Regions from separate parts of the Homo sapiens genome. Here region 2 is linked to region 1. A link is a contact called in ENCODE Hi-C or POLR2A ChIA-PET data. All regions are on one chromosome and are shown on one strand. Each heading gives the region's core, a stretch centred on a gene start or an enhancer-like site at or near the end of the contact. The rest is flanking DNA. Distances are from core to core; before and after follow the strand shown.

Evidence for each region. Hi-C counts contacts between places; a loop is a spot of excess contacts on that map. ChIA-PET counts read pairs that join two places held with the same protein, here RNA polymerase II (POLR2A). Pooled maps may share reads with other maps.
Region 2: a loop to region 1 is called in a map of posterior cingulate gyrus, with 5 times the contacts of the local background. The contact joins two enhancer-like sites. A Hi-C loop is called at or near these places in 2 of 168 maps with a recorded cell type or tissue (mesothelial cell of epicardium and posterior cingulate gyrus), 1 of 37 single-sample maps with no recorded cell type and 5 of 50 pooled maps. POLR2A ChIA-PET finds 5 or more read pairs at or near these places in 8 of 52 experiments (GM12878, OCI-LY7, activated B cell and 5 more).

Annotation. Positions count from the first base shown.
Region 1 is chr20:36,525,683-36,529,917 of GRCh38, reverse strand. DLGAP4 (DLG associated protein 4) reads right to left here. Exons shown (of 13, transcript NM_001365621.2): 12 at 3,912-4,067; 13 at 1,285-3,105. The coding sequence ends at 2,887. All of the region lies in intron 2 of DLGAP4-AS1 (DLGAP4 antisense RNA 1), which reads left to right. Among named protein-coding and RNA genes, the nearest start is that of MYL9, 14 kb to the left of the region's middle. Within about 2 kb of position 2,282, at least 8 of the 41 ENCODE cell types and tissues checked have a DNase peak (open chromatin) inside an H3K27ac peak, as active enhancers do.
Region 2 is chr20:36,490,221-36,494,932 of GRCh38, reverse strand. The region is part of intron 7 of DLGAP4 (DLG associated protein 4); the gene reads right to left. Among named protein-coding and RNA genes, the nearest start is that of MYL9, 49 kb to the left of the region's middle. Within about 2 kb of position 1,757, at least 24 of the 41 ENCODE cell types and tissues checked have a DNase peak (open chromatin) inside an H3K27ac peak, as active enhancers do.

The DNA of each region.
Region 1 (4,235 bases), core at 1,033-3,532:
GGTGCCAGCCCTGGAGTTAATCCAAGCCACCTGTGGTCACCAGATGCTCTGTCACCACTAACAGGTGTGTTGGGATCCGGGGTCAAGGGCTGCTCCAAGCACAGGGGTCTGGCCACAGTTCGGATGGGCTCCCAGGGGGCTCGCTGGGGTGGGCGAGGTAGCCTGAACAAAGCTGCTGGGAAGGCAGGGTCCGTGCATCCCCTGGGCCTGAGATCACGAGCTTCTTGGCTGGCTTGGGCCAAGGGAGGAGACCAGGAGTCTGTGGCTCCAGAGCCTGGCCAGAGAACTTTCTAAAAGGCATGTTCCGGCCGGGTGCGGTGGCTCACGCCTGTAATCCCAGCACTTTGGGAGGCCAATGGGGGCTGATCCTGAGGTCAGGAGTTCAAGACCAGCCTGGCCAACGTGGTGAAACCCCCATCTCTACTAAAAATACAAAAATTAGCCGGGCATAATGGCAGCCTCGGGAGGCTGAGGCAGGAGAATTGCTAGAACCCAGGAGGCGTAGGTTGCAGTGAGCCAAGATCGCGCCACTGCACTCCAGTCTGGGTGACAGAGCAAGACTGTCTCAAAAAAAAAAAAAAAAAAAAAAAAGGAAAAGGTATGTTCCTACCACTGGGGCTTGGCACCTCCTGCTTCTGCCAGGACTGCGTGCCGCTCCCTCCCTGAAAGCTGGCTACCCACTCATCCTTCTGGTCTCTACCAGAACACTCCTGCCCAGGCTGGGTTTGGTGGTCGCGCTGCGGGGTCCTGCAGCCTCATTCTGCTGCGTCTTGTTTTTTACCACCTGTCATTGACTTGACCTTATCTGTCACGTTCAATATCTGTCTCCCTCACCAGAGCGAGCTCTGCCCCAGCACTGGGCCTGTAGAGGAGGTGCTCTGGAGATGCACTCAGGGCTCGCACCTGACAGAGTGGAAGCAGCTGCCAGGCAGGGGGATACCGAGTACCCCACCCTGGAGAATGTGCAGACTGTGGATCTGTGGGGGGTGTAAACTGTCCTCTAGGGTCGTCTTTATCAGCCTATCCTGGCTCCTGTGATAGCATCTATCTTTCAAGGGTTTATTTCAAACAGGAAGCTGGTAAGTGCTGCACACTGATTTTCGGGAGAGGGGACGGTCAGCTCCATCTTCCCGCCCCAGATCACAGAGCTGGCATGTGACAGCTGGCATCCCGGCTGGCACTCCCATCAGGCTGTCTCCACAGAGCTGCCTTTTGGGAGGGGTCTGGTTCAGTTTCCTGGGCCCACTCTGCTCATCCCCCTGCAATAATGCCACAAGCCCTTGGTACACGTTACCTCATTTATTCTCACAACATGCCTGTGAGGTAGGGAGGGGCAGGGACTGTCCCCGTTTTACAGAGGAGGAAGTTGAGGCACACAGAGGTCAAGTGACTTGCCCAAGGTCACAGACGGCGGCCAAGCTGGAAATGGGCCCCGGAGCAGACCCTTGGTTCACCTGGGGACGGGGGGGGGTCCCCCCCTGCAGCAAGCGCCAGCCAAGAGGATGTCTCGGATGCCAGAGAGGCGCATACACAGCATAGAGCAGCCCCTCAGGTACTGAGCTGGCTTCGGGGCTCAGCCCCTGCCCTCCCCTACCCCGCCCTGCAGGCCCGGGCCATTGCAGCTCAGGGCTCGTGACACCCTGGGAGTGGGATGCGGGGGCAGGAGAGAGAGAAGGATAATTGGGGTTAAAAAAAAAATAGAACAGAAAACTCAGAGGCTGGGCAGATGGGCCCTTAGGAGTGCGGGGCGGGGGGAGGGGGGTGGAGACCAAAAAAAAAAAGGGCTGCTTACACACAAGGTATATATTTTTACACACACTTGTACACACACCTAGATATAGTACATGTAAAAATATATGCTATTCACACACCCGCCTCCTGCCAGGTGCCCCGAGAGCCAGCGGCGGCGGCGCTGGGTGGGCATGGGTGAGCAGATGGGCGTTTGTTAACTATACACTCTAAGGTCTATGTGCATATGTACACATACATACAGACACCGCCGCCCGCCCCTCGGGCACCGGACACAGGCGCGGCTGAGGACTGACGGCCCCCTGGAAGCCACTCGGGAGTCCTAGATTTTGCTGAAGGAAGAAGGGGCTGGAGAAAATAAAAGGGCAGGAGTCTGGAGTGTGATAACTGTGGCTTCGTCTCATTTCCACCCGCCAAGACTAAAACTTCCCTCATCTGCTCAGCGGTGAGTGAGTCCTGCCTGACACTGCCCAGGGCTGGCGGGGCACCTCCCAGTGAGGCGCCTCCATCTGCGTGTGTGTGTGTGCGCGTGAGGTTGTGTGTGAGCACTTGGCGGGGGGAGGGAGGGGACGCATGTCCATCTCTCTGTCCTCTGGGCCCTCAACCGCAGAGAGGGCTGAGACCCAGAAAGCCGCTTGCCACAATGGTGACCACTGTGTGAGCTCTGAAGGGAAAAGAGAAAAACATAAGAATGAAAATCAAGGTCAGAGCGGGGATAGCTGGGGAAAGGAGGGACATGGCAGGTGCCCAAGGCTGCCCTTGGACTGTCGTCATCTTGTAAACAAGCTAGTGTGAGTTCTCATCAGATAGAACGAGTAAAAAGACCGCAGTATGGAGGCTGGGCCGGGAGTTGCCGACGTCCATCTATCTAGTCCACCACGGCCAGCAAGAGGAAAAAAAAAGTTTTCTAGTTTCGTGATTTTTGTTGATTTTTTTTGTGAGTAAAATCTTCATAACCTAAAGCTGGGAGGGACCCAAAAAAGCCAAATTGTGAGCCCTTGTATGCGTCAATTTGAAAGTTGGCTCAGGGTCTCTAGACAGAATAACCATAGCAAAGGTTGAGAAAACTCTGTTCCGTTCGCACTTAGTTTTTGTGTTTTTAATGATTTAAAATCGTTTCTTTCCTCCTGCATGGTCTCAGAGCCTGGTCTGGGCCTCCGGGACATAAATCTCGATGCTGTCTGCGCTCTCGGTGGCTGAGTTCTGCCGCACAGAAGCTGCCCGCTTGGCCGCCAGGAGTCTCTTGCGGGCCTCCTGGCGCTGCTTGTCGCTGGCGTCTGAGGCCTTGTCGCGGCTCACTGCCGGCTTGGATTTGGCTGGCTTCTTTGGGACCGGAGGGGGTGGTTTCTTCTCTTCCTTTAGTGAGACAGTGAGGAGAGAACAAAAATAAAATAAAGGTGCCACGTTTTGTGTGGCACTACCCCCACCATATGCCGGCAGCTGGAGTCTCCACCCCAGCCTCCCCGCATCGGGCACAAGCAACACACACTTGGAATCAGGAAGCCACGAGAAGCGATGACTGACAGTGGGAAGAGCTCAAGGCACTGGAGCAGAAAGCAAGCCTAGACTCCGAGAGCGCTCGAGCAGCGGGGACGGGCAGATCCCATTGTCCACCCTCATGTTGAATCACCGGGAGCCCGAGACTCGGGCAGGAACTAGCCCGAGTCACAGTCAGAGACAAATTTAGGGCTTCAGGTCCCATTTTACAGGCTATTCTAGGGGATTAGACAGGGCCACGGTTCAACAGGGGTCACTGGTTCTGGTTTGCAGAAGGAAGCCTCAGGGAAGAGGCTGGCTACCACAAGGTCACAGAGCTGGCTCCAGACCCCAGGACTCCTGGCAGCAGGGCCCCAGGAGAAGGGACCATTTTTGCTGCCTCCTCTGTTATAACGTGATTGAGGCTGTGGGCGTGCCTCTCCCAGGATCCCCTTTTCTGGACATGCAGGGCAGGACACATGCTTCAGGGGCAGCCTCAACTACACGGAGCAAGCGGCATGCCAGACAAGTGCCAAGCATGGACCCCACGCAGTGATGGATGTGAGACCCCAGCTCAAAGACGACACACGGAGAAGGGAGCCAAGCAGCACTGACCGATGTGGGCAGCGTTATTGCCGACCAGGAATTTGTCCCTGGACTTCCCCTCCGCACTGCTCCATGCTCACCTTCCTCTTCTCGGGGGTCTCCACCAGCTGCCAGCTGTTGGCCTTGAGGTGGTAGAGTTCATCGAACTTCATGCTGATATCCTCGATGGACAGCTGTAGCAGGTCCCAGAACCCTGCCAGGTCCTGGGCTGTGGGGCGTGGGTTGGCATCAGGGTTCTGTGGGCCAGATGGGGATCAGTGGGGCCAGCTCAGCAGAGGCTTGTCCTGCTCCCCCCAACCCCCCAACAAGCAGGGTTCCTCTGGGCCCTGCCAGCACCCGCGGGGGCTCTTGAGGCCTAGTGTCTGGGTAAGTATCTGTATGAATGAATCTAAGCCAGTTCTGGT
Region 2 (4,712 bases), core at 508-3,007, 34 kb after region 1:
CTATGTTGCCAGGTTAGTCTCGAACTCCTGGACTCAAGGGATCCTCCTGCCTCAGTCTCCCAAAATGCTGGGATTATAGGTGTGAGCCACTGTGCCTGGCCTATAACATTCTTGAAATGACCTAGAGAACAGATTAGTAGTTGCTAGGGCAGAGGTGGTCACTAGGGAGAGGGTGAAGGGGAGGGCAAGGAGGGAAGTAGGTGTGGCTATAAAAAGGTAACAAGAGGGACCCTTGTATGAAGTGATGGAATAGTCCTGTATTGAGTGTGGGGATGGTTACATGAATGTATGCATGTGATAAAACTGCATAGCACTAACACACACACAAGTGGAACTGGGGAAATCTGAATAAGATGGGTGGATTGTATCTGTCGATATTCTGGATGTGAGAATGTATTAGTTTTGCAAGGTCTTACTATTGAGGGAAATCGAGTAAGGGGTATGAAGAATCCCTTTGTATTATTTTTTACAACTGCATGTGAATCTACAATTATCTAAAAATAAAATTTAATTTAAAATAATCCATCTGTTCATCCAATAGACATCTATGAAACCAAGGCCTTCTAGTGGATTCCAGAAAAGCCAGGAGCCCTCATCAGCAGAGAAACAGCTCTGCAGTGAGTTCTTTGAAAGTAACACATGCCACGATGTTAAGCCCAGGGAACTGGATGCTGTGCCTTGTGCCCAGCCTAGTCCAGAGGCCACAAAGTGCTCTGAGTTCCAAGCCAGGAGCACTCACTTCCTACTCGTCTGTTTGAAATGTCCCAGTCCTGCTCAGGCCTTGAGAAAACTCAGAGATCCCCCAGACAGACACCTGCATCTCTGGTTACCAACCTAAGAGCAGTGTACAGGCAGAAGGACAGCTACCTCTCTGGGCCAGAAGAAAGGCAGCAGGGAGGCAGGAGGCAGGGCTCAGGTCAAAAGAAGAATGGCTCTCCAACACATCATCCTGAGAGAGGAGGGACACGCCTGCTCAGCGAAGAGGAGCAACTGCGTTCAGCTGGCCACAAGGCACAGGCTGCGGGCCAAAAGCTGGGTCATTTACTAAGCTGTGCTCAGCAGCTTTGCGGCTTTCTAACGTAAGCCTCAGAGCCTGTGAGGTGGAGATCGTGACTATGCCCACTTTGCAGGTGGGGCACGTGAAGCTCAGGAAGGTTATACAACTTGCTCAAAGTTGCAGGAGTAAGCAGCAGCCGCATCTGCTCCACGGCACAGCCACCTCACTCTGCTCTCCAGGCCTTGGGCCCCTCCTCGCTGGGCTGGGCTGGGCTGGGCTGCCGGTGTTTGGGGCCTTCACTCATCACCACATCCCTACAGCATCCTGCTGGGCCCTGGGACCAGTCTGCAGGGGCACAACAAACCAAAATCTGACTGTGGGAGTAGAAAGGGCCTCGACGGAGGCAGAGGCCTGGCTTCCAGGCTCCTGCTTGCCCTCTGGGCTTCTCAGAACTCTCCTCTGTTCCGGAAGGGCGGGAGGGATTCTCACTGGGTCACAGCATACTGCATTCACACAGCCCCTGACAAACTCAAAGCACTGCCCCATTCATCTTCTCCCTCAAGGATGGGTGTGGAGCCTCCCATCACTGTGACTGCAGGGAAGATCCCCTCTGCGAATGCCCTCTCCACTGATGTCTGAAATCCTGAAATTCTCTAGTTTCAGAGTCATTTTGGTGGTAAGGGTCCAGAAGCCAGGGGGCAGTGTGGAACCAGACTAGCCTGAGTTCAGGTCCCAGCTCTTGTCACTGACCTGTTGTATGGCCCCAGTTTCCTCCTTGTAAAATGGGTGTGATTACATAGGTTGCATTGCAGAAGCTAAGGCTGGGCCAGGCCTAGGCTTGGCATCACTCCTCATTTCTGGTACAGACACAACTGGGCCTGTGGGTAGGGTGGGGATGGGGGGGCGAGCCAAATTTCTACCACTCCCCAGCCACTGGCAGGGAGTCTGGGCTGGTTCTCTGACTGGCCCAGGGACAGTTTCCACCAAGACCTGGACGTTTGTTTAGAGCAACTCTTGAAATCTATGGCCACCAGCAGAGACAGGACTAACTCACTGAGGATTTCAGGAAAGGAATGGATTTGTTTGACCTAAAGTCCCAAACAAATGGGGTTTTTTGCCCTAGATCAGAAAACGGAAGCCAACCTCAATTTGCTCAAAATGTTTAAGGGAGTATATCTCCCTTAGGAGGGTAGCAGTTAGTATGGGGGAGCAAGAACTGGGCACTAAGCCTAGCTTAGGCTGTGTGACACCAGAGTCCTTGTTCCCATCTGTGGGGTAGGGATGACACTGTCCATGAAGAGTGTGCATGCAGCATTCACGAGGTTCTGGTGGGAAGAGGCACACCTTCTTCCCAATGGAAGACAACAGGACTGCCCACAGTCAGGGTCTGGACAAAGGACTGACCCTCCAGCCTCTCTCTCAGAGCTGCTGGGCCCAGAGTTCTACTAAGCACCCTCAGACGCCCTGAGCCCTGGCCTAGGCAGCCAGTCATCAGAGGGAAAGTAACCCAGCCAGAAAGCAAGTCCAGGCCTGATTCGGTAAGAGGAAAGTGAGCTGATCTTGGATCCTCTGTCTCCTGAGGCACACACAGGCCACAGCCAGATAAGTGGTGTTGTCTAGCATACAAGATTTTGGGGCTTCAGGGGCTCCCTGGGGGACAGGCACCCCTCAGCTCTGAGTATTGCCTCCCTGAAGCAGGGAGATGGGACCTAACCTTGTACAGGAGAGCTCTCATTTCAAATGTGTGAATGCAGGAAATATAGTGAGGAAATACCTCACCCCCACCTCTTCCAATACCTCACCCCGGCCACTTCCTCCCCCGCTGGGGCCTTCACACATACTGTTCTTCTGCCTGGAAGGCTTCCCTCAGCTACCCACAAGTTTCAGAATTTCTTCCTCTGAGAGCCTCCCGACTGCCGTCTCTTCTTCCACCTGGGAATCTCCATCAGAGCACTGACCACATCAGTCCACGGGCTTGGAGGAGTCAACTGACAGCTACAGGCCTGGGGCAATTGAGGGAACTCTGTCCTGACAAATCATGCCACATGCCAGGATTGGGGTTATGCCTCAAGCACAAAGGCTCTCAATAATTTGTTGAAAGAGAAAATAAACCTCATTATCACTACAAAAACCCTCAGTTGCCAAAAACCCAGATTATTTGGCCATATAGCAAAGGCTCCCAACACTTTAGTATCCAAGGTTCTAGGGCTCCTCCCAAACCTGAGCCCTTTTTGCTTGGTCCCTGCCCATCCATCTCAGCAGCTTCATCTCATGCCCCTCCCACCCCCTCAGCATACCCCTTCCAGCTTCAGAGAACCAAATGCACAGTGCACCATTCCCAAACACGGCACACCTCCGTGCATCCAAGCCTTTACACATGCATGGGTTTCTGCTGGAGCCCCCTTCCCCTGTTCTCCATGCTTCCTGCCAGCCCCTAAACCACAGCACGTGAAACCACCCATCCCCATGGGCTGCATGCTTGCTTCTCCTGACCCCCTCTCAGCCATGCAGGTCCCTCATGCCACAGCCCAGACACAAGCCAGTTGTGCGATGCATCCTCCGTGCAGCCTGCTCCCAGCCCCAGGTATCTAGCCCAGCCTCCCTACCTCGCAGCACCTAAGTCCTTGCTTCTTCTAGAGAAGCTTCCTTTATCTCATTATTTCTGTCTTCTACCCCAAGATTTTATCCTCCAAACTGTATTTATCAGGTCAGAATGAATTTGTTTCTGCATTTTTTTTTTTTTTGAGACAGAGTCTTGTTCTGTCGCCCAGGCTGGAGTGCAGTGGTGCGATCTTGGCTCACTGCATCCTCCACTTCCCAGGCCTCAGCCTCCTGAGTAGCTGGGATTACAGGCATGCACCACCATGCCTGGCTAATTTTTGTATTTTTTTTTTTTTTTTTTTTTAGTAGAGATGGGGTTTCACCATGTTGGTCAGGCTGGTCTTGAACTCTTGACCTCGTGATCCGCCCACCTTGGCCTCCCAAAGTGCTGGGATTACAGGCGTGAGCCACCGTGCCCGGCCTGCATTTTGTTTTTTATTGTAAAGGTTATAAGCTGGCCAAACAGAGCTTCAAATACTCAGGAGTGGCTGTGACTCCATTTCCCGAGGGATGCGGAGGACACAGCAACCTCAAGAAGCTAGCCCCCTGCATGTGTCTTGGAGGCCAGGCTGAACTTGGTCCTGAGGCCTAACACGGGCCTCATGCCTGCTGGCTCCCAGGTGCCTGAGGGGGCAAAGGAGAGGCGGTCTACACTCCTCAAGAGGAACAGGTGCCCTGGGGCCACAGACAACCTGGAAGCCATGGCTCAGGCTTTACAGCAAAGACAGTGGGGCCGGGCTCAAGGCCCCCATGAATGGATGAAGCTGACCCCAGAGAAAGGCAGACTCCCTTAACTCCCTTTGCTGGTACTGCCAAGCTAGGGAAAAGGCTCATTAGTGGAAGGGCTGAGGGCTGGTTAAGATCCCACTCCCTCTCCCAGCCAGCAAGTAACTTGTCAAACCACACAGCTAAATTGGGCAACTCATCTGTATGCTATGATAAAAACAGCTCAAAGACTCCCACCCACCCAGCCTCAAATCCTTCCCTCCTTTCCTCTGCTTCTTTCTCCCAAGGCAGAAGCAGCTGGGAAGAGAATTCCAAGCAGCTAGGTCAGGATCAGGGACACATTGCCTTCTCAAAGCCACTTCTCTGTTGACAGTCCATGTGACCCTCT